Regions from separate parts of the Mus musculus genome. Here region 2 is linked to region 1. A link is a loop called in an ENCODE intact Hi-C map of the cell type or tissue named here. Cell type or tissue: heart. All regions are shown on one strand. Links, peaks and the distances in the headings refer to the core of each region. The heading gives the core; the rest is flanking DNA. Region 1 overlaps Washc4 (WASH complex subunit 4). Region 2 has its middle 54 kb from the start of 1500009L16Rik.

Evidence for each region. A loop is a pair of places that touch in the nucleus more often than their neighbours do. Peaks named below come from ENCODE experiments on the same cell type or tissue, not always from the same donor. Only the 100,000 strongest peaks of a DNase experiment are listed, where the experiment ranks them.
Region 2: it touches region 1 in a loop (4-fold over the local background); 2 of 42 quality-filtered maps call a loop at or near these places.

What each region holds. Positions count from the first base shown.
Region 1 is chr10:83,559,339-83,571,871 of GRCm38, reverse strand. Washc4 (WASH complex subunit 4) reads right to left here. Exons shown (of 33, transcript NM_001033375.2): 13 at 11,346-11,506; 14 at 7,335-7,461; 15 at 1,779-1,904; 16 at 412-519. Among named protein-coding and RNA genes, the nearest start is that of Washc4, 22 kb to the right of the region's middle. In heart, for the core only: a CTCF peak has its summit at 5,976 (motif pointing left); no DNase peak of the experiment used is centred there; H3K27ac peaks cover 267 bases.
Region 2 is chr10:83,770,570-83,783,102 of GRCm38, reverse strand. No RefSeq gene overlaps it. Among named protein-coding and RNA genes, the nearest start is that of 1500009L16Rik, 54 kb to the right of the region's middle. In heart, for the core only: a CTCF peak has its summit at 6,436 (motif pointing right); no DNase peak of the experiment used is centred there.

The DNA of each region.
Region 1 (12,533 bases), core at 2,038-10,037:
CATTTCTAAAATTGAGGGGTCAAAACCTTTCCTTTCACTCTACTAAGATTAGCTGCTAGTAGGGTTTTCAGTAGGTTACATGGGGCACCCAGGGCTTTCCAACAGGCTAGGCTAAGTTAGATGGTTTTCTGGAATGTTGGCTAATGCACTGATTACATCGGAGAGTACCATTCTGAGCACATTTAAGGTAAGCCAGGCTGAGTTCTGAGACTGTCAACACGTAGTCTTGTATGAAGAAGCCCCTAAATTAGTCAAGCATGATAACTTTCAGAGACTACAATCCTGCTAACTGTAAACATTACAAAATGCAATGGATACAGCGCTGTAGAAATAACACATCTGGCAAGAAATACAGATAAAACAGCAGAACACGATACCTTCATTAACCTGAATGCATAATAATCTGCATACCTTGGCTACAGAAATAGAACTAAGAGCCTGATGTTGAAGGTGCTGTGTTATATGTGACACCGAATCCGCCACAACCATGCTTCTCCTGTAGAACATATGCTCTATTGCCTAAAAGAAATAAAAGTTAACTTAAAACTTAAATGCAAAATCATTAAAGAAAACCTTCATGACCCTAGGAAAGGAAGGGATCTGTAAATGAGACTAGAGGAGTGTGAAGGTAAAATCAAAACAAACGCACACAGACACACACACATACACAAAAACCAACAAAAATCCACCACTTGGGGCTGCAGAGAAGACTGAAGTCTTTAAGTGTCTGCTTGCTTCACAGGCATTAAGAACCAGGTCTGACTCCCCACACCTACATAAACACCAGGCAGCCATGGCAGCAGAAGCTTATCCCCCCAGTGCCTAGAAGACAGATAGGATCCTGGAGCATGGAGCCTCACTGGTCTCAAACAACAAAGTACATAGCTTCAATATCTCAAGTTGACCTCTGGCCTCCACACTCAGGTGCACATACGCCTATACACAAAGACACACACACACACATACACAGAGACACACAAACATGCTGGAAAAGTCAACTGCAGTAAAATTAAGCACCTGCACTTGTCAAAAGTCATTTAAGGGGTTGGGGATTTAGCTCAGTGGTAGAGCGCTTGCCTAGCAAGAGCAAGGCCCTGGGTTTGGTCCTCAGCTCTGGAAAAAAACAAAACAAAACAAAACAAAACACCACAAACAACAACAAAGTCATTTAAAAAGTAAAATAAAGGGCTGGCGAGATGGCTCAGTGGTTAAGAGCACGAATGCTCTTTCAAAGGTCCTGAGTTCAAATCCCAGCAACCACATGGTGGCTCACAACCATCCATAACAAAATCTGATGCCCTCTTCTGGAGTGTCTGAAGACAGCTACAGTGTACTTACATAGAATAAATAAATTTTTTTAAAAAGTAAAATAAAAAGATAAGACATCTACTAAAAGATTATTTTCTATAAACATTCCAAATTCCAAATATATCAAAAATTTTTTACACAATCAATAGAACCATCCCCAGCAAAGCACAAATAGGTTTTCTCAAACAGCGAATGCACTGATTACCCCAGGGAGCCAAGCTAATCTGAGCACGTTACGTGAGCCTGGCGAGCCAGGCTGAGCTGAGACTGTCAGCACGCACCCTTGTATAAAGTAGTGCCTGTATTAGTCAAGCACGATAGCTCTTCAGAGGTTCTTTTCAATTTTAAGTTCACTTTCTCCCAAGTTTGTATTCTGATGCAACCAGAAAGCAAAACCCGCCAAGAGCATTCTACTGTAGCTGAGGTCATGTCCCCAGTCCTGGTGGCAAAGGAAAACAGCACTGACTTACCTTGAGAAGTTCAATGAGCCTGCATAATGCCTTCACTGAAGTTTTGGTCATAGGCTTCTGCATGGACATGTAGAGATTCATTGTGGTCTTAATAATGGTACTAATACTATATGCATATAAGAAACCCTACAAAAGAAAATAAGCATTGGAATTACAGATTTCATTCAGACTTTGCTCTCCATGTATGTTGTCCATAAGCATGCCAATAGCCAGTATTTCTAAGTCTATTATTTATTACTTCTATGTGTATGGGCATTGTACCTACATGGATGTCTGTGCAATGCATGAATGCAGTGCCTGAGGCCAGAAGCAGGTGTTGGATCTTTTAGAACCAGCGTAATAGGCAGTTATGTGCTGCTGGATTAAACACGGGTCCTCTGGAAGAGTACCCAGCGCTCTTAACATCTGAGTCATCTCTCCAAACACTCAATGTCCCTTTTCAAGCCAATTCTTAAAGAGACAGAAATACTATTCCTGACAACACTGTGAGTTTCAAATCAGCCCTTAATAATTTCCTGAACTATCAAATACCAGACATTTACATATTTACTGGCTTTTAAAAAGCTATTCACTTAAAGAAAATGAAAACCCCTTCAGTAAAATGGTGTGTAAATGCCAGGGAAATACCTGATAATTCATCCGCATCCTAACTGCTGAGGAGACAAGATCCCATCTGCGATGCTCAGAGCAGGGAATCACAGACTAAGGAAACTGACAGGTGGGCAAAGCTGCTTCCCTGAACACTGCAGACATGCAAAGGAGCTTCTGAACCTCGAGCTAACAGCACCCTTCCTCTCTGCCTGGACAGCAGCGCTCAGCCTGTGCGTCAGACACTTACATTGTGCTTCCAAAAAGCAGCACAACCAGGCTACGTACTAACAGAACAATTTCACAGCTGGGGTCACCACAATAGGAGGGTACCCAGCTCAGCAGGTGAAGAACCGCTGGCCCAGCCCAATTCCACAGGCCACCTACTATCTGCCTCTTGTCACTTTCCTCTCATCTAACCCAAGAACTAGAACGCATTCTCTCCTCCTCTTCTGTTAGGAAGGAGCACAGAAGTCTTTTGCTACTTAAAAGTATTTTTTAACTCCTCTAAACTCCAATTCCTCTAAACTCCAGGGAGACTAAATAGTAAGTAAGATAATGAATGGGATTATACATTTAAGAGTGTGTGTGTGTGTCCAGGTGTCCATAGAGGCCACTGGCTCTGCTGGAGCTGGAGTTACTGATGGTTGTGAGGGGTAGAAATCTGAACACAGGCCCTCTGAAAAAGTACCAAGCTCTTTTAACTGTTGGGCCATTTTTCCAGCCCCTCACATGTTTTCATTTAAACCTCCAAAGGATTTGAAACGACAAACACATTCATATACATTTTTCTTTAGTTTCTTTTTAAAGTAAAACAAATTTTGGGGGGCTGGAGAGATGGTTCAGCAGTTAAGAGCACCGACTGCTCTTCCAGAGGTCTTGGGTTCAATTCCTGGCAACCACATGGTGGCTCACAAACATCTGTAATGGGATCTGATGCCTTTTTCTGGTGTGTCTGAAGAGAGTGACAGTATACTCATATAAATAAAATAAATATATCTTTAAAAAAATTTTTTTCATACAGTATTTGGATGTTTTCCCCTTCCCTAGTTCTCTGCAGATCCTCTCTGCCTTCCTACCTACTCAAATAAATACAAAACAACAAACAAAAGCCCACAAAAACCATATAAAACAAAAACGGGAGGGTATGGAGGGGGGCAGAAGTACATATACATATAAAAACATGTAATTTGTTTTATGTTGGCCAACAGCTCCTGGACATGGGCCCTGAATGTGGTTGATTTTTTTCCTTTTGCCAGCAGGTATCAATAGCAAATATTTTCTTGGTTAGGGGTGGGATCCTGTATCCACTTTCCCATCTCACTACTGAAACTCCCTCTGGCTAGAAATTGTAATGGTCTTTTGTGTGATGCCACAGTCTCCGAGCTAACTCTCCTATTCTAGACTTCTCTTTATCAATACATAACACTATATTCTATTTTCCCTTCCTGGGGAGACCCTCCTCTTCCCCCTGGTACCTGACCTCTTAGTTATTCAGATGCAAACACATACTCATCTTCTGAGGGTCTGGGTTACCTCACTCAAAATGTTCTTTTCTAGCTCCATCTACAAATTTCATCATTTTATGTTTCTTAACAGCTGAGCGATATTCCACTGTATAAGTGTCCCCATCTTCATTATCCATTCTTCTGCTGAGGAACGTCTATGCTGTGTCCACTTCCTGGCTATTATGAATAGAGGGGCAGTGACCATGGATGAGCAGGAATCTCTGCAGTAAGATATAGAGTCCTTATTCCCAAGAGCAGATAGCTGGATCTTGAGGTTGACTGATTCCTGACTTCCTGAGGAACCACACTGATTGGCTGTACATGTTTGCACTCCTACCAATGAATGAATGCTCTCCTTTCCCTCATCCTCAACAGCCATCTTCTGTTTTATATCTTGGCCATTCTGAATGGGATTAGATGAAATCCCAAAGTAGTTGTAATTTCTATTTCCCCGATGGCGAAGGATGTAGTACTGCTTTGTTCTCAGCTATCTGTGCCTCATCTTTCTTTGCTTAGCTCTGTACTCCATTTAACTGGGTTATTTTCTGGATGGTCAGTATTTTTAGTCTTTATGTATTTTAGATATTAACCTTCTATCAGACTGGCAATCGGTAAAGATGTTTTCCAGTTCTTTAGCTGTCACTCTGCCCCAGTGATAGAGTCCTTTGAGTCCCTGAGCTTCCCAGCTAATGGACTTCCATTTATTCATCACTGGTCTTTGGGCCAATGCTACCAGTGTCCTGTCCAGAAAATCCTTCTTGTGCCAATGAGTTTAAATCTATTCTTACTTTCACTTCTCAGATTTGGGAAACTGCTCTTATGCTGAGGCCCCTGACTCCTCTGTAGTTGAGTTTTGTACAGTATGGGTCTATTGTACAGTACAGAATGGGTCTACTGAATTTTTCTACATGTATCCATCGCTTGACCAGCACCAACACTTGCTGAAGATACCGTCTTTTCTCCAGTGTCTACTTTTGACTTTTTGTTCAAACGAGGTGTCCACAAGTAGGTGTGTGTGTGTGTGATATCTGGGTCTTCAATTTGATTCCACTGATAACGTGTCTGTTTGTAGGCCACAACCATGCCACTTTTATTATTACGGCTCTGTATTACAACTTGGTATCTGGGATGATCATATGTCTGGCAGTTCTTTTATTATTCAGGATTATTTTAACCATCCTAAGCTTTTGTGTTTCCATATGCAGTTGAAGATTGTTTTGTTCAATTTCTACTTAGAACTGTGTTGGTATTTTGATGGGAATTGTATTGAATCTAAAGATTGCCTTTTGTAAAACGGGCATTTTCATACTATTAATCCAAAAGAATAGGTGGTCTTTCCATCTTCTGGTGTCTTCAATTTCTTTTCTTCACTCTCAACATTTTTATTGTATAAGTCTTTCACTTGTTTGGTTAGAGTTATCCCAAGATACACATATTTTTTTAAGCTATTATAAAAGACACTGTTTCCTGACTTCCACTATGTCTGTCATTTGTATATAAGAAGACGGCTGACTTCTGTGGGCTAAGTTTATATCCTACTACTTTACAGGTTAAATATGTCTTATCATTCTCTGAATGTCCTCAGTGTCTGTTGTAATCCTCCCCTCTATGTGTAATTTTATTAATTTAGATCTTCTCTTCTGTCCTTTGATTAATTTGGCTAAGTGCCTGCTAGTCTGCTTCCTAAGCACATGTAAGAAAGCACTAATCCAGGATTGACTATTTCTGACTAGCAAAGTGGCAGAGCCAGTTTCCCTGAACCTTACTAGCTCTGTGTTGAAGAGATGTGCTCAATTTAGAGAACAAAGGAATATAACAGAGGACAGTGTCCTGAGAGAGTGGCACAAGACTGAGGCTTGTGACATACTCTAGTTTTACCTTGTCAGCTAGAGGATTATCACATTAGACTGCACTTTTATGTACCACTGGGAAAGCTAAAAGCAGAATAAGAAATGGTAAGCATCCAAGGCAGGCAAGACAGAGAAGCCTTGGGCTAGTGAGATGGCTCAGCGCCGAAGATCCTGAGTTCAAATCCCAGCAACCACATGGTGCCTCACAACCATCTGTAATGTGATTTGGTGCCCTCTTCTGGAATGCCTGAAAACAGCTACAGTGTACTTACATATAATAATAAATAAAAATAAATCTAAAAAAAGAGAGAGCAGCTTTTGGTGGGAGTCTTCAAGTATGTTAACTGCTCACGCCACAAACAACCTGTTTGTCTTTACTGTTACGGACAGAATACATAACACAGATGACTTTCCTAGTAAGAACCATTAGAAGAGCTTGGTAACACTCGCGGAAAGCATCAAAGAGCTCCCAGGAAAATGAGGAAGTGAGTGGTCAAGCTCTGGGGGGAACCTAGAGCAGTGAGGCTGACACTGAAGCTGCTTCTCAGAGGCTCTGTCAGAAACAGAGAACAAGGGCAGAAACCAGCTCATGGCCCGATAAGAAGACAAAGATGGTGGCTAAGGAAATGGCTCAGTGGGCAACACACTCAAGGGTGCCCAAGTTCAGGTCACTAGACCCATTTAAAAAGCTGGGCACAGGGGTGCCTGTCTATAAACCTAGCTTAGAGGAACAGACATCTCCCAAAGGAATTGCTACTCGGCTGCTCCAGCTCAAACAGTGAGCTCCAGGTTCAGTGAGAGACTACCTCAAAAGTGAGGTGAAGAACAATTGAGGAAGACATCTAATACTAAGCTCTGTCCTCCACATACATCCACAGAATCAAGCGCATCCACACACGTACACTCACTCTCTCACTCACAAACCAAACAAAACCAGACTGAGGGAAAATATACACTGTTTACAGAAGACACACATTCCATGTAAGAAGCTACAAAGGCTGCATGGAAGGCTCAGTAAAGACACATCATGTAGACATTAGCCAAAAGAAACACTGTGCAACGGCGTTAGTATCCGACACAAATGATCTCCAACAGAAAGCATCAGTAGAGAGCAACATGTATTGCTACTTCCTGGGACATGTTGATCTCTAGTGATGCTTTTTGTTGGAGATCATTTGTGTCTGATATTAATACAGTTGCACACAGACTAAATACATGTAATCTTTTAAATTAAAGGTAAAAGAAATCCTCATGTATCTGGAAATAAAAAGATAATCTTTCAAGAACACCCAAAGGAGCGCTGGCAAGCAGGTAAGGGCACTTGCGGCTAAGCTTGACGGCCCGAGTGTGCTCTTCAGGACCTCGCCTTTCATAAACATAAATGTACTTACCCAGGGAGCTAGAGGCACTGACTCCCCTAAAGCCAGGCAATCAAACATGGGATCTTTGCAGGAGCAAGTGCTCCCACCGCGAGCTATCTCTGTAGCTCCTCATTCTGTTTAAATATAAACATAACCCTCCTTTCCAGAGTTGTGGCCGAGTGTAACTCCTGTAAATTCAAGTCACAAATTTGAAATTATACCCAAAACATTCTAAGAACACACAACTACCTGTATGAAAACATTGCATCTGTTGGTGAGGTCTTCAGCAAATGTATCCATCCTCTGCTCTTTAGATAACATAGACTCCATCTTCATCATCCATGAGCTCACAAAGACGTAGTAAGACTGCACATCTCTAGCAAAGGAACACAAAAATATATGTCCACGTCTCATATGACAAGAGTAAAATACCCCTTCCAGCAGTAATTGTATGCTCAAGCCTTCAAAAGGAATCCTATATGCACACATAAGTTACTGAACTTATAACTATGCAGTGAGTACCTATGCAAGACAGACATTAATTCTAGCTGAGAGCACAGCAGATGAAAACTCCTGGCACCACAAAGCTTGGATTCTAGGAAGGACAGTTATAGGCTAAAGCAATAACCAAAGTCAAAACCATTTTTAAGTGTCTGGTGATACATCCTGGGGGACGCGGGGGCAGACAGGGACACAGACCAGGGCCTGAGGTAATTCTATAATTTTAAGTAACATGATCATAGTGTGGATGATTCTGAGCCATGATCTAGCCAGATTAATAAGATGTGCAAAACAAGTACAAAAGCCCTAAGGCTTTGGGAACTATACCCAGCTTGTTCAGTAATAACAAAAACCCAGGATGGCTAGAGTGCAAAGAGAAAGAGGGACAGAAGAGCAGATCAGACATAGAGGGAGGGTGGGAGGGGGAGGGACTAGGCTAAGGTCTTGTCTAAGAGAAGCCACTGGAGAGGAATGGTTCTAAGGATCACTATCACTTTGCCTAATGTGTTAAAAATAAGCCATCGTAAAGAAAACATCTATAAAGCAACTATAATGATGCAGGAGGAAGAAGACAACATCTTCAGTGAGAGTAAAAACAATGGGAACAGAGGCTAGCAAGATGCTCAGCAGTTAAGAGCACTTTCTACTCTTGCCAAGAACCCGAGTTTAGTTCTCAGCACCCACATGGCAGCTCACAACTCAAGTTACAACTCCAGCTCCAGGGGATCGGCCTCTGTGGGCACCTACACATACATGGCATACAGAGCCAGGCACATATAGGTTTTGGTTTTAATGGAAAAAAAATAGTAAAAGAAGCCAGAATCTAAATTTAAAAGCTAATTTGAATGTTTATGCTATACCAATAACTGTGCTAAACTTGACACAAATTAGTTCATTCAAACCCCATATTAACCTTATGCAGTAGTTAGAAAACTCAGGCCCTCAGGAGGACTTTAAACAAGTATAAATATACTCACCTCATGCCTGTCACTGGGGTGGGGGGTGAAACATCCTTATTACTGTTATCTGCATGGGTTAAACTGAGCCCCTACCCAGATAAAGCAGGACCTATCACATACCCATGTTACACATGCCTCACTCCCCTGCCTCAGTCACACAGTATAAGTCACACATTAACTAAATCTGCTTCCTTATAACTCAATACCTCTTTTTCCCTTAGAAACCTTTAGGTGGACATCCTGCTTTGTCCAACAGGACTGAAGCATCTTACACTTCAGGGCCCTGCAGTGCTGGCTGTGAGTTAATTCTCTTGCCTGAAGAACCTTTCAATTCAGTGAGCCTCCCTCTCTTTGCTCCCCTCTATCCCACTCAGTGAATCTCTCTCCTTTCCCTCCCCAAAACTTAACTGTAGGGACTATGTTCTTCATTTTAGAGAAGATGAAACTGCCACACAAAGTAACATGTCCTGCCCACATCAGGAGCCAGGATTGAAACCCAAATCCATGGCAGATACTCAACCCACGGCACATGATGACACTGTCAGGATAAGCCCCAGAAGCAAACAAAGACAGCAAGAGAGGACAGGCCGGAGGGAGGAGGGGACGAGGGGGGAGGGATAGGGCAGGAGGAGGGAGGAGGGGGCGAGGGGGGAGGGATAGGGCAGGAGGAGGGAGGAGGGGGCGAGGGGGGAGGGACAGGGCAGGAGGAGGGAGGAGGTAAAGAAATGGAGAGGAGAGGACTCACTGCACTGTTTATGGCAGGCAGGTCACATGTAATCCCTAGCACTCAGGAAACTGGGGCAGGAAAAAACAATTCTGAGCATAGAAACACAAAAAACATGCTCAACCAGCCTTGGGTCAGACAATGTGGATGAAGCAGAGCTTTCTGTCAGTCCTGCTGCTACTCTTACAGCCAGATGGCGGATCATCACTGCCTTTCAAGGATAAAAAACTGAAACTGCTCCAGGTCCCAGCTCATCTTGTTGTTGGATGGGACGGACGGGAGGGATTCAGTTATCCATTTGTTAGCTCCATTTTAAAGTATAAATTTGGGAAATACTAAGGGAAAAATAATCCCCTGCACTGGTAAAAAGCAGTGTCAGTATCTACATAGGGACTTGATGGTCTCTGGAAAGCTCAAACCTCCTACCCCACAGGCAGGTCTTGCCCGCATCACCCAGGAATGGTAAAATGCAGCTGTGCACCAACTCTGTCCGAGGGGTCAGGGGCACTGACAGCAGGGAGCAGAGGACAGCCCCCAGCTCCCTTTCCACTTCTAGCAACAGAACTGCCTGCAGACAGCTGTCACCTCACACCCTCCTGTCAAGTGGTAGGATCACCTGCCCCTACATTTTACAACAGCAGAGTGAATACTAGGTTTCTCTGGCACAACTGCAAGGAAACTGGAAGGAAAAAACAACAAACCCAGCACCACCATCCTTTCAGATCATGGAGCTCTATCCTGACTTTACAGAAATGTGTTAAACTCACAAAGCCTAGACATAGCCGGGATAGCAGCACCCTCCTTTAATCCCAGCACTAGGAGACAGGCATGGTGGATCTCTGAGTTCAAGGCCAGCCTAGTCCACACAGTGAATTTCAGGATCGCCAGGGCTATGCAGAGAGACTCTGTCTCTTAAAAATCAACAAACAAGTAATTAAGTAAATAAATAAAAATGCTTTGGGGTAAAACTCTGTCAGATAAGGGGTCTTGGAAAAGAAAACATTCAATCTCCACTTACTAGATTTTCCTCCCAACAGCCTCCTGGGCACATACACAGCTGTGCACACTTGGTCCACACAGCTACATGGCAGACGCTGGAGTACCAGCTCACCAAGCTCACTTCTTCATGCCTTCCTCTCCTCAGCTGACGTCATGGCAAACAGCTGAGAGAAGCACATGACACTTTAAACTTAAGAGTGGACGGCCTGGCTGAGGTTTAATCTCAGTATTCCAGTCTCCTCAGGAAATGGCAATCCCAGGAGCAGGAGCGTCGGCTGACAGGCTGTCCTACTTACTGTGTCTTATAGATGAGACCAGTGAGGTATCTGGAGATTCCTGTGACCTAAAAGGGAACTTAGTTATGTTCATTTCTTCCCCATGAAGATGGGGCGGGGGCCATGACTCAATGCTACAATCTTTTGTCCAAAGCCTGCTCCATTTCCAAAGGTCCACACTGCTGGCAACTATGTTGTCCTTACCTGTCACTGTCCCTTCAAAGTCTAGTAAAGGCCTTCTAGGTAGAGCCGCAGAGGTCAAATCTGCTCCCTTCTGAATCTGAACGCCACACACATTCAGAGACACCACCACATTTCCCTCAGATGTCTCTAATGGCTTGCTTCCCAGTCCTCTAATATCACCATCCAGCTCTTCTCAGGACGTTACAGTTTGGGTTCTCTCTAGCAACACACACACACAACAATCAGATGACACACACACTACACACACCAAACACACATACACACACAAAATAGTTTTGAGTTTTAAGAAAGAAAGCAAAGTTCTTGAAAAATCAATCTGGGGACTGGAGAGATGCTTAGAACTAGAATTTGCCATGCATGCAGACCTAAGGCCCAGGATCTGGATCCGAGCAGCACACGGTGGGAAAGAGCCAGCTCCTGCAAGCTGTCTTCTTTCACACGCACACCCAGATACACTAAGTCAGTTAGTACAGAAATGTGAAAGACAATCAATACAGAAACTGTAAATATTGTCTGTTATTACGTAGTATCTTGTGATTCAAGTACTTTCTGTATCAAATATCTAAACACTTTTTTACAGTTGTTTTATAAAACTTACTTGTTAAGTGACTGAGCTTTCTGCTGTAGGAAGGTATCCCTGTGTATTTTAATGGCTTGAAGACTTTTTCTGTCTAGAAGTTTGGCAGCTGCTGGCATTTTATGAATCAGAAAATTATCAGGAAACCAAATAATATTAGCAGTTAAAGTGATGGCTGGCACCTGAAGGGAAGGAAAAGAAAGCAGACCCAATGATGCTGTGCTGAAGAGTGCTACAGCACACAGGGAAGGCAGCTCAGAAAACACAGTTACCAAAGTCTCAATGTGTTACAGTGTGTCTTCCCCTCACACTTATTGTAGAAAGAACAAAAGCATTCCCAATGGGTGGTGAGCACAGCAACTTTATTCTGCCTAAATATTAACACACACACACACACAGACATACACACAACAGATTTCACAATAATTAATAATATATAAAAAGCATGATGAAATTCAACCTTTCATAACATTACTGCCAGGGCATATTAATAAAATACTAGAAAAAAAATAACCTTAAACATAGCCAAGGCCTTATTGCTGTTATTATTTGATAGTACTAGACACAAACTAAGTTTCAATTCTGAAACTGGGTGTCCTATCATGGAAATAGCGAAGATGAAAATAACAATTTAATGAGGGCAAAGGGGACAGCCAAAGGAAGGAGGAGGCAAGGCCATGGTAACAGTACTGACAGGATGTTAACATGTCAGGGCATGGGTGCACTCCTGCAATGCCAGCACTCAGGAAGTTGTGGCAGAAGGATGGCTGAGACTGAGGCCAGACTGCACTGCACAGCAAGACCCTGTCTCAGAAAGAAAGCAAAGTTAATGTGCACACACACACTAAGTACACTCACCATATATATATGTGTGTGTGTATGTATGTATATATACATATATATATATATACATATATATGTATATATATGTATATATATATATATATATATATATATATATATATATGTGTGTGTGTGTGTGTGTATGTGTGTATGTATATGTGTGTGTATGTATGTATGTATGTGTATATATCTATATATATCTTGATATGAAACAGTTATTTTCGTTTATTGTATTTGCTCATTTCAAGGGTGTTTGTACTTTAAAACAATGCTACCACTGCTTTTATTTTTGCATGTGAATGTGTATTGTGTGCATGTATGCCTTCTCATGTGTGCGGGTACACACGTGTGCACACGTGTGCACTG
Region 2 (12,533 bases), core at 2,113-10,112, 210 kb before region 1:
CAGGTGTGGGTGGTAGAGTCCTACTGGAAGGTCAAGGGTGATGCTGGCTCACTGTGTCTGTCTGTCAGGTAATGCTGAGCTGATCCTACAAAGCTGTGGAAAGCACGCAGACACCCTGATAAAGACGTGAATTTCACAGGTCATGTGCCAGCTGGCCTGCAGTCCTGAGAGCCTGAAGCTTGTGGAGCCTGGGCTTGCAGCTTTGACCAAAGAGACACAGGAAACAAGATGCTTTGGTTGATGAAAGGGATAAAAGGCCTCAGGTCCCTGGTGGTGCCATCTGCTCATGTTTAAATGAACCTTCTCAGTAATTCTCCACTTCCAGCCATGGGCTCAGTACCTTGGCTTTCATTTCACTCATGAGGAGGGGGAAGTCCAGAGAGATCAGCCAACATTCCTCAGGGCACACAGTGAGCAAGGAGGAGAGCCGGAAGAGCAGCGTGGTCGCCCAGCCCCTTTCTGAAGGACCACATTCCCCTGCCTCTAAAAGGTTTGGGAAGCTACTAGAGGAGACTCAGCAGGGATAAACACTAGCATTGCCCCCCCCCCAAGTGTGGGTCAGGAGGTAATGCATGTCAATGTGCAGGCAGTACTCACGCGGGCGGGGGAGTAGACGCATCCAGCCTGGTGGGCACTTTCACAGATGGAAACAGCACCAGGCTATGGTAACCAGGATGCTGGGGCAGGGAAGCCACGATATGGACCTTCAGCCCTCTTGTAGGTAGCATAATAGATGCCATTCAAGGCCTATGAACTTGGACCAAAATGAAGACATGATCAAGAAACACAACACACAGAGTAAAATTAGCTCAAAAGAGTAGAAAAATAAATAAAAAACAGCAAATCATTCTATCCAGAGCCAACATGTGAGACTAGAGAGTATTCAGGGAGGCACAAGGAGGGCCTTGATCAAGACAAGAGATGCAAACATCAGGAGAGAAAAAAAACAGGCAAAAGGCAGACCCCCGTGGAAGAGTCAGCCTAAACGTATAGAAGCTGATACTATTAGTTAAAATAGACAAAATGTAGTGGAGCCAGCACAAGTTAATGAGTGGTTGTCACAAAGCCTCCCAGGAGGAGCCAGCAGGTGCTGTAGCAGTCATGAAAACAATAGTAATTAGCACAGGAAGGAGAAACTTAAAGGACATGGAGAATAAGAGATGTGTTGAGGACTAGATCTTGAAAATCTTGGAAGGCCGAGTGGTGGTGGTGGTGTGCGCCTTTAATCCCAGCACTCAGGAGGCAGAGACAGGCAGATCTCTGAGTCTGAGGCCAGCCTGGTCTACAGAGTGAGTTCCAGGACAGCCAGGGCTACACAGGAAAAATGATCAGGAAACAAACAAGAGTCAGAAAAACAAAACAAAACAAAACCACCACCAACAACAACAAATGAAAGAATTAATTAATTAATCTTGGAAGAAGGAAAAATAACACAAAGAACAAACAACTGCAAATATAATGGAAGACATTCGGGGAGAATATGTAGAGAGGAAGATAAACAGCTATAGGAGGAACAGAACTATACAGACCTGACAGGAAACATCAAGAGGCATGCTCACCCAGACGTATTAATACTTAAAAATGGCAAAGACCAAAAGAGTACATAGAGGATGGACTGCCTAGCTGAATCAACAGTCAGACTGACATGGCATCTAGTAGTCAGGGTGAGTGCAGGAAGGCCCTTGAATACCATTTTTTTAATATATTCATTTTTTATGTGCATGAGTGTTTGGCCTGCCTGTGTGTCTGTGCCAAAAGAGAGCATCAGGGTCCTCTGGGGCTGAAATTTCACACAGTTGTGATCTGAGAGCATAGGTTCTGGAAATTGAACCTTGGTCCTAGGGGAGAGCATCCATTGCTCTTAGCCACTGAGTTACCTTTCCAGCCCCAAATACATTTCTAAAAGGTGCAAGTGTTAACAGTTTGCATCTGTAAAGCCCCAACAGGCTTATGTGTTTGAACAACTGGCCCCCAGCTGACAGCAGTGTTTGGGGTGTTTGTGGGCCTGGCTGTTACAGGTCACTGGGAACAAGTTTTCAAAGACTTTAGTGTGGTCACATCTCTGTCTTGCACTCTTTCTTGATCCACTCTCATGAGCCACCAACACAGACTGAAGGGCTGTAACCTCCCGCAAGTCTACTTGGAGCTATCCAGCTACAGTGCTCTGAGGTCAATGGGGTCAGTTTGTTACGCTAAAATATAAGAAATCAGAATCCTGTATCCTTATTTGATCACGAGTTCTTTTCTCCCTTTTCTTTCATCTCTAAGGTGTGTGTCAGTATAATTGAGGGATCTCTCTGTCTCTGTCTCTGTCTCTGTCTCTCTCTCTCCCTTTACCTTTTCTCAACAAGGTCTCATGTAGCTTAGGCTAGCCTTGAACTTGCTATGTAGTCAAGGATGGAAAGAGAAAGTGGGCCAGGGAGATGGAACTCATAACCACCACAGCCCATAAGTTCTCTAGGTAGTTGCACAAATAACCTTTGGTTTGGGGGGTTGTTTTGTTTGCTTGCTTGGTTGGCTGGCTAGCTGACTGGTTGGTTTGGTTTGTTGTTTTGTTTTGTTTTGTTTTGTTTTGTTTTGTTTTGTTTTGTTTTGTTTTGCAGTGGTAGTGATGGTATTGGTTTTTGCTTTGTCGGGTTTTGTTTCTTGTTTTGTCTTTTTGATTTGATTAATCCCAACAGGTTCAAGCTGGCCTGAAACTCATGGCAATCCTCCTGCCTCAGCTTTCTAAGTGCTAGAATTACAGGTGCAAGCCACGCCTTCACGTCATGTTTCTTTACTTGTTATTAAACCTATGTATCTGTGTCTGTATGGGTGGTGGGGATGTGAGTTTGTCACAGTGCACCTGTGTGGAGTCAGAGACAGGGCATGGCTGTGTCAGCACTTTCCATCAGCCACATAGGACCAAGGATAGAACTCCGGTTGTCAAGCTTGCCAGCAAGAGACTTTGCCCATCGAAGCATCTGGCTGCAGCAGATATTCTAATAGTTCTCTTTTCAATCACAGCATAGTGGAACTCACGCAGAGGTAGAGAGAGTCTGTAGGAAGCTTCAACCCTAACAACCACCACCACTAATGATACCATTCTCTAGTGATAATGTGTTGGCTCAGGGGGATTTATTGAAGAAGATGTAGACAGACAGCTTTTAAATCAAACATGAATGAATTGCTCTCAAAATACTCATCTCCCAAGCTCAGCTCTGAGAACCACACAGCTTTTTCAGCCCTAAGTCTAAATGTCATCAGAATCCTCCCAAAAACATATGATAAGGTCTGTGACAGAAATTCCCCTTTCCTGGTACCAATCTCCATCTTAGTTAGAGGTTCTGTTGCTGTGATAAAACACCATGAGCAAAAGCAACTGGAAAGAAGAGGTTTATTTCATCTCATACTTGCTGGTGACAGCCCATCACCAAGGGAACTCCGGGCAGGAACTAAGACCCCCGAAGCTGGGCTTCCGTTCAAGTTCCAGGGTGAGCTGGCCAGCACCCCAATGACTCAAGAGAAAACCACACCTGATGCAAACTGCAAGAGGTTTTATTATCAGCTAGCTGAGGACGAACTCCTTCCGCAGTGCAGGGCAGGGGAGTTCGACCCCCAGCAGCAACAGTAGAAGGCTTTTAACAGCTAGCTGAGGAATTGGGAGGAGTTGGGAGGAGAGTTGGGAGGAGTTGGGCGGAGTCTGGCTACTGCTCTTCTCTGGCGGAGGGAGGGGAGGGGTGTCCTTGGCACAGGAAGCCAGGCAAGCACCTGGCTAGGTCTTTTTTACAATTATCGCATCTCTGATTATAAGGTATTGAAACAACAACAACAACAAAAAAAGCTTTTTGCTGGCTATAGAGAACAAAGAGTTTCTTTTTAGCTGTATTTTTAGAGATCAGGGAAAACAAGCTTGGGGGAATGTTTTAGGGGCTTTACCTCCCAGGGACAAATGCTCTAAGTCGGGGTCTCACAGAACCAAGAAGCAGTAGCTGAGGCATAGAAACTGGAGGGTCGCTCTGTGATGGCTTGTTCCCAGTACTTTCTCAGCCTGCTTTCTTACTGCCCTCAGGACCGACCTGCCCAGGGGTGGCACTGCCTAACCCTCCTTTTAGAAAATGCACCACAGGCTCGCCTACAGAACAATCTGCAGGAACATTTTCTCACTTGAGTTTCTCTTGTTAGCTTGTGTCAAGTTGGAATAAAACTAGCCAGCACAGATAGGAACTCTTATTTCCCACTCCTCTTGTATCCTGTGGGAAGATTTTTTAAGACGGACTCCCCATTGGGCATGCTCAACTTGACTTTTTTCTCCCAGGCAGCCTTGCCCACAGGAAGCACAGTCTCTGCTTCTCTGGGTGAGCAAGTCATGTGGAGAGTAAGCATACACAGAATGCTCCAGACTGTTGATCTGATCATTTGTTTCCACTATGGGGCCCTGGAAAGTGCTCTCAATCTTAAGGTCAAGTTAAAGTATTCCAGTTATAAGACTTTGGGATGGCAAGGTGTCTCAGATGGTGTAGGCACTCTGATGACCCAAGTTTGATTCCCCAGGGCCCACATGTGGTGAAAGGAGCAAGCAAGTTCCTAAAAGTTGTCCTCTGATCTCCACAGGGGTGTGTGTGTGTGTGTGCAAACCTACACAAATGTGTGTGACCTACACAAATGTGTGTGTGCATGCACACCCAATACATAAAGTTTTAAAATAGACATTGAATAAAAATAAAAATGACCGTCTCAAGGAGAGTTGGCAAATCTGTTGCCTAGAGTAATATAATCCAAGAGTTCTGCATTCTTATAAATTTATATATAAAACTATTGCAACAGACTGCTTGCTACAGTTTCATTGGTCCACAGAACAGTTCGGAGATCAACTCATTATCCAACCTTTACATTATCCAGTGCAGTCAAGAACTGTAACGAGCAAGAAACACTCCAGCTGCAGGTGTTTAGCATTGCTGTGGCATCCTGACTGTGCAGGACCTGCTTTAAGAGACCAATGTGTCCTGAGTGACTACAGTGTCTATCTCTCCACAGGGTAAGGAATTGGTGGCCTCGGTCTTTGTGACATTTTAAATCCCTTTGTGGCACCACAAAGTGGATGAATTGAAGTAATGAAAGGAGGAACCAGCTAGATGGCTCAGTGGGTAGAGGTGTTGGCCGCCAACCCTGACAACTTGAGTTTCACGACTTGAGTTCAATTCCCAGGACCCGGTGGGAGAGAATGGACTCCTTCAAATTGTCCTCTGAACTCCACACATGACCCGCTGCCTGTGTACCCTCACCCATACACATGTAAATAACGTGTCATTTAAATTTTAAATAACAGAAGTGTGTTATTTCCCCCAAATAGAGGCTAAAAGTCCCCAGTGGCTGTGCACTCTGCAGCAGAAGCACCCTCCTTGCTCCCTTTAGCTCCTGGCATTACCCACAATCCCTGACTTCCGTGTGTATCTGTTTTCTCCCCCTGCAAGAACACTCGTCATTGGGTCCGATGCACCTGCCCTTGTCCATTGTAACCTCATTCCCCCTGATGAGATCTGCACAGCCCTAGCTTCTAAATTAGGGTACATTTAGAGGTTCTGTGTGGACATGAATTGGGAGCAGTGCACAACATTTAGGAAAAGAGAATCAGAAGGCCCAGGCATCGCCTGTGTGGGAGTGAGAAATTATGGTCTGGCTCAGGAAAGATGCCTAGAAAGTATGCAAGCTACTATTCACTTACATACTGCACCATCCATGCGAGAGGCAGTCGAATGTTAAAAACAGCAACGACACACATGCAAACGGACCCGTGTGTTCCACAGCCATGTCTGTCACAGACTCAGTCCTGTGTGTTATTGATGTACTGATATCACTGGACGCTTACCCTGTAGCGGGACTTTTCGTCACTGTCTGAGTATTAAGTCGTCTCACCTTCAAGTTATTTGTCTGTGGGTCCTCATTCACCTTAACTGTAGGATGCAAATATCTGTTCTTGTGTAACAGTCGTCCTCAGCCTGTGAGCTACGACCCTCTTGGGGGTCCAACTACCCTTTCACGGGGGTCACTAAGACCATCGGAAAACACAGGTATTTATATTACAATTCATAACAGCAGCAACGTTACAGTTATGAAGTGACAAAAAAAATAATTTTATGGTTGGGGGTCAGCACAACATGAGGGACTGTTTTAAAGGGTCACAGCGTTAGGAAGGGTGAGAACCATGGCTCTATACCAAGACTGTCGTGGGAATCCAGTTGGTTAACCTGCATGTAATAAGCATTTCAGACATAGACTTTTAAAGTCTTTGTTACAGACACTGACTCCGTTCTATGCATAAGGAAACAGGGACAGGGGAAAGCTAAATAAAGTGTCCAACGTTCAGAGCTAGCAGCTAGGGAAGCCTGCTGGGCTAGGATGGAAACAAGGAATAGGCCCATCAAAACACGGAGAGAGATCAAGCCGCTATTAGATGCTCTGGCCACCAGAGGGCAGGAGATGCATGTATTAGAAAGGCATAACCAGCCACAACTTTTTTTTTTTTTTTTTTTTTTTTGTCCGTTTTCTACATTAAAAACTGAAAGTTTTCCTGGGCATGGTGACACACACCTTTAATCCCAGCACTTCGGAAGTAGAGACATGCGGATTCCTGAGTTTCAGGCCAGCCTGGTCTACAGAGTGAAATCCGTGACAGCTAGGGCCACACAGAGAAACTCTATCTTGGGTTGAAGGGACGGGGACAGGGGTCCGAAAGCTTTACCTAACCCAGTGGTCCGTGCTGTATCACAACACTTGAGAGATGAAGGCAGCACAATGAGTCTATCCCCCACCACACAGTGAGTTCAAGGCCAGCTTTGACTATGTGAGATTCTGTCTTTAAAACCAAAAATCAGAAACCTGAAAGTTTTGTTGTAAACTTTATACCAATCATTAAAGAAGCTGGTTCAACGTTGTCTATAACCATAAAGATGAGGCACTTGCTGTGAGTATCTAATTCGATCACATCTGTACATGTCTAGAAAGCTGACCAGCAGATGAAATGCCAGCCAGCATTACATTCAATAGCAGCTCCACTAGGTGAACCCTGCCTGGGCTGAGCCCACTGTGCGCACGGGTGGTATTCACTGAGGAACGAGAAGCAGGGACCCTCCAGGTACAAGATGGTGCTGGTGTGGCCTGCAGCATTAGAGAGGGAAAGAGATTGGGGGTGGGGGGAGGACCTCAGAAAATACTGGAACAAAGGAATGCGGCTGAGCTTGGAAAGCCTTGTGGTGAGCTGTCCCTTGGGGTCAGCATAGAGGCCTGTTGTATAGCCTCCCTCATTGTAGACCATCCCGTGCCTTTGGAGAATATGAAGGGAAGGAAGAGAAATGGCCAATCCCTGTGCAATATCCCTACAAACCTGAGAACAGCGTTTAAACTATGAGCCCATGGCATACACTTCAGATTCAAACCATTGGGGCTGTACAGGGTGGGGCTTCTCTGGTGGAAGCCGGCCTTTAGGACTGGGTCTTAAAGGTTACACAGCTGCTGACTCGGGACCCTGGCTTTGTCTCACCACAATCTCTCTCCTCCGTAAGCGCCCCCATTCTGTCCCCAGTACGAAGGAGTGAAATCCCCAGAGGCAACGTTAATCTTTTCTCCCAGGATAGTTTCTTAACTGTCAACTTGACCCAAACAAGGATCACCCGTGGAAAGGATTCTTAATTAAAAACTTGTCCAAATTGGGTTGGGTGGTGGCATTGTCTTGTTAATTGGTGTGGGGACCTCTGTGCCACTGTGAGTGATGACACTCCTACTTGGGGGTTCTGGACCGTCTAAGAGAAGAAGGCAATCAAGTAGGCCTGTGTGCATTCATTGCTGTCTGCCCTCAACTGTGGATACGTGTGAGCAGGCTGTTATGTGTCACTCTCCAATGATGGGCTGTACACTGAAGGTAAGTGGGTGTATTAGTCAGGGTTCTCTAGAGTCACAGAACTCACGGATAGTCTCTAGTTAGTAAAGGAATCTATTGATAACTTACAGTCGGCAGCCCAATTCCTTACAATTGTTCAGTCGCAGCTGTGAATGGAAGTCCAAGGATCTAGCAGTTACTCAGTCTCACACGGCAAGCAGGCGAAGGAGCAAGAGCAAGAGCTAGACTCCCTTCTTCCAATGTCCTTATATTGTCTCCAGCAAAAGGTGTAGCCCAGATTAAAGGTGTGTTCCACCACACCTTTAATCCCAGATGAAAGGCATAGCCCAGATTAAAGGTGTGTTCCTTAACTCGGAGATTCAATCTTCTGGAATCCATAGCCACTGTGGCTCAAGATCTTCAAACCAAGATCCAGATAAGCATCTCCAAGCCTCCAGATAAGGGTCACTGGTGAGCCTTCCAATTCCGGATTGTAGTTCATTCCAAATATTGTCAAGTTGACAACCAGGAATAGCCACTACAATCCACCCCTTGTCAACTTGACACAAATAATATCTCATGTTCACATGAAACAATAACAAGGTTGTAAATACGCCTAACATGATATAACTATCCCTCGTACAATCGCAAACGCATTAGTAAATTTACAATGGGCATTCATATTACTTTATAATCCTCGTTTCTGCAACTGGTTACGTGGCCTTAATTGGTATTTATAACTACCTTCCTCTACTACCCATTCTGTATTTCCTTCACCTTCAGCCAGCACCTCAGCAGGTCTTGGCTCTTTTCCTGGAGGATTGACCCATACCTTCATTCCTGATGGGTGTGCGTCCTTTGTCATCCTGCTTGGATTAGGCTGTTGTAGTTTCCCATTGACTTTAATCACAGGACATGGTAGTACTAAGAGACGCCCTAAGGGATCTCCTGCACTCCAGACATAATCTTGCTTACCACCATTGTGAAGAGGTAATCCAATTTCCCCATGGTAATCTGGATCTATCACCCCTCCTAACACTGTTATTCCTTTTTTAGCCTGTTGGTTTAAGGGCATTAGAAGCCCAAAATGACCAGGGGGAAGTCTGAGCTTCCAGTTCAATGAAATGTTTGTTGTAGCTCCTGGTAGGAGCACTCCCCTCTCTGGAGCCAAAACTTCTAAGCCAGCAGAACCTAGAGTTATGGGGACAGGAAGCAAAAATTTTCCTAGAGGGTCACTAGGAGTGATAGTAAGTGGAACTATTCCGTTTTCCACCCCTTGATTCCTGGACCCATGAATCCTGGCTATGGGTGAAACTGTACCATATATCGAGCGCTGATTCAAAGCATATACTGCCTTCTGAAGAACTCTGCCCCAACCTTCCAAGCTGTTACCACCTAATTGGCGCTGTAACTGCGTCTTCAAAAGGCCATTCCATCTTTCTATCAGCCCAGCTGCTTCAGGATGATGGGGAATGTGGTAAGACCAGTGAATTCCATGATCGTGAGCCCACTGTCGTACTTCTCTGGCTGTGAAATGAGTTCCTTGGTCAGAAGCAATACTGTGTGGAATACCATGACGATAGATGAGGCATTCTGTCAGTCCGTGAATGGTGGTTTTAGCAGAGGCATTACGTGCAGGAAAGGCAAATCCATAACCAGAATAAGTATCTACTCCAGTAAGAACAAAACGCTGTCCTTTCCACGAAGGAAGTGGTCCAATGTAGTCAACCTGCCACCAGGTTGCTGGCTGGTCACCTCGAGGAATGGTGCCATATCTGGGGCTCAGTGTTGGTTTCTGCTGTTGGCAGATCTGGCAATCAGCAGCAGCAGTAGCCAGGTCAGCTTTGGTGAGTGGAAGCCCGTGTTGCTGAGCCCAAGCATAACCTCCATCTCGACCACCATGACCACTTTGTTCATGTGCCCATTGAGCAATGACAGGGATGGCTGGGGAGAGAGGCTGACTGTCCACAGAACGGGTCATCTTATCTACTTGATTATTGAACTCCTCCTCGGCTGAAGTCACCTTTTGGTGAGCATTTACATGGGACACAAATATCTTCACATCCTTTGCCCATTTGGAGAGATCTATCCACATACTTCTTCCCCAGATGTCTTTCTCACCAATTTTCCAATTGTGATCTTTCCAAGTCCCTGACCATCCAGCCAATCCATTGGCTACAGCCCATGAGTCAGTGAATAATCGTACATCTGGCCACTTCTTCTTACAAACAAACTGTAATACCATGTGTACTGCCCGAAGTTCTGCCCACTGTGAAGATTTCCCTTCACCTGTGTCTTTCAAGGTTGTCCCAGAAAGGGGTTGTAATGCTGCAGCTGTCCACTTCTGGGTGGTGCCTGCATAACGTGCAGAGCCATCAGTAAACCAGGCTCTAGTCTTCTCCTCTTCGGTCAGTTGATCATAGGGAACACCCCATGAGGCTATAGGTGCATGCTTGGCAGCAGATGGCATTGTAACAGGAGTAGAAACCATAGGCATTTGAGCAACTTCTTCATGTAACTTGCTTGTGCCTTCAGGACCTGCTCTGGCCCGATCACGTATATACCACTTCCATTTGATAATAGACTGCTGCTGTGCACGTCCCACTTTATGACTTGCAGGGTCTGATAGTACCCAGCTCATGATGGGTAGTTCAGGTCGCATAGTGACTTGGTGTCCTATTGTCAGACGTTCAGTTTCCACTAAGGCCCAATAGCAGGCCAAGAGCTGTTTTTCAAAGGGAGAATAGTTGTCTGCAGATGATGGTAGAGCTTTGCTCCAAAATCCCAAAGGCCTTTTCTGTGATTCACCTACAGGGGCCTGCCAGAGGCTCCAAACAGCATCTCTATCAGCCACAGACACCTCAAGTACCATCGGATCTGCTGGGTCATATGGTCCAAGTGGTAGAGCAGCCTGCACAGCAGCCTGGACCTGTTGAAGGGCCTTCTCCTGTTCCAGGCCCCACACAAAGCTAGCAGCTTTCCGAGTCACTTGGTAAATAGGCCTAAGTAACACACCCAAGTGAGGGATGTGTTGTCTCCAGAATCCAAATAGACCCACTAAACGTTGTGCTTCTTTCTTGGTTGTAGGAGGGGCCAGGTGCAATAACTTATCTTTCACCTTAGAAGGAATATCTCTGCATGCTCCACACCACTGGACTCCTAAGAATTTCACTGAGGTAGATGGTCCTTGAATTTTGGTTGGATTTATTTCCCATCCTCTGATACGCATATGTGTTACCAATGAGTCCAAAGTGGTTGCTACTTCCTGCTCACTTGGTCCAATCAGCATAATGTCATCAATATAGTGCACCAATGTGATATTTTGTGGAAGATCCAAACGATCAAGATCCCTTCTAACTAAATTATGACACAGGGCAGGAGAGTTAATATATCCTTGAGGCAAAACTGTGAAGGTATACTGTTGGCCTTGCCAACTGAAAGCAAATTGCTTCTGGTGGTCCTTATGGACAGGTACTGAGAAGAAGGCATTTGCCAGATCAATAGCCGCATACCAGGTGCCAGGAGATGTGTTAATTTGCTCAAGTAAGGAAACTACATCTGGTACAGCAGCTGCAATTGGAGTTACTACCTGATTTAGTTTTCGGTAATCAACTGTCATTCTCCATGATCCATCTGTTTTCTGCACTGGCCAGATAGGAGAGTTAAATGGAGATGTGGTGGGAACCACCACCCCTGCATCTTTCAAGTCCTTGATAGTGGCAGTAATTTCTGCAATTCCTCCAGGAATACGATACTGTTTTTGATTCACTATTTTCTTTGGCAGAGGCAACTCTAAAGGCTTCCATTTGGCCTTTCCAACCATAATAGCCCTCACTCTACAGTTCAGGGAACCAATACAACTTCTGTATTAGTCAGGGTTCTCTAGAGTCACAGAACTTATGGATAGTCTCTAGATAATAAAGGAATTTATTGATGACTTACAGTCGGCAGCTCAATTCCCAACAATCGTTCAGTCACAGCTGTGAATGGAAGTCCAAGGATCTAGCAGTTACTCAGTCTCACGCAGCAAGCAGGCGAAGGAGCAGGAGCAAGAGCTAGACTCCCTTCTTCCAATGTCCTTATATTGTCTCCAGCAAAAGGTGTAGCCCAGATTAAAGGTGTGTTCCACCACACCTTTAATCCCAGATGAAAGGCATAGCCCAGATTAAAGGTGTGTTCCTTAACTCGGAGATTCAATCTTCTGGAATCCATAGCCACTATGGCTCAAGATCTTCAAACCAAGATCCAGATAAGGATCTCCAAGCCTCCAGATAAGGGTCACTGGTGAGCCTTACAATATGAGAATTCTGCCAATTTCTGAGTATATCTATCCCAATTATACATTCTGGAACTGGGGAAATCACCACAGGATGTGTCCGGGGACCTACTGGACCTACTGTGAGTCGGACATCAGTCAAAACTCCATTAATCACCTGCCCTCCATAAGCCCCTACTTTAACTGGAGGGCCACAATGTTTCTTGGGATCCCCTGGGATCAGTGTCAACTCAGAACCAGTATCCAGCAGACCCCGAAAAGTCTGATTATTTCCTTTTCCCCAGTGTACAGTTACCCTTGTAAAAGGCCGTAGGTCCCTCTGGGGAAGAACTGGAGAAAGGGTAACAGCAAAACCTTTGAGTGTCTTATCAAGATCCTTCCTCAGAGGAACCTGGCCACCCC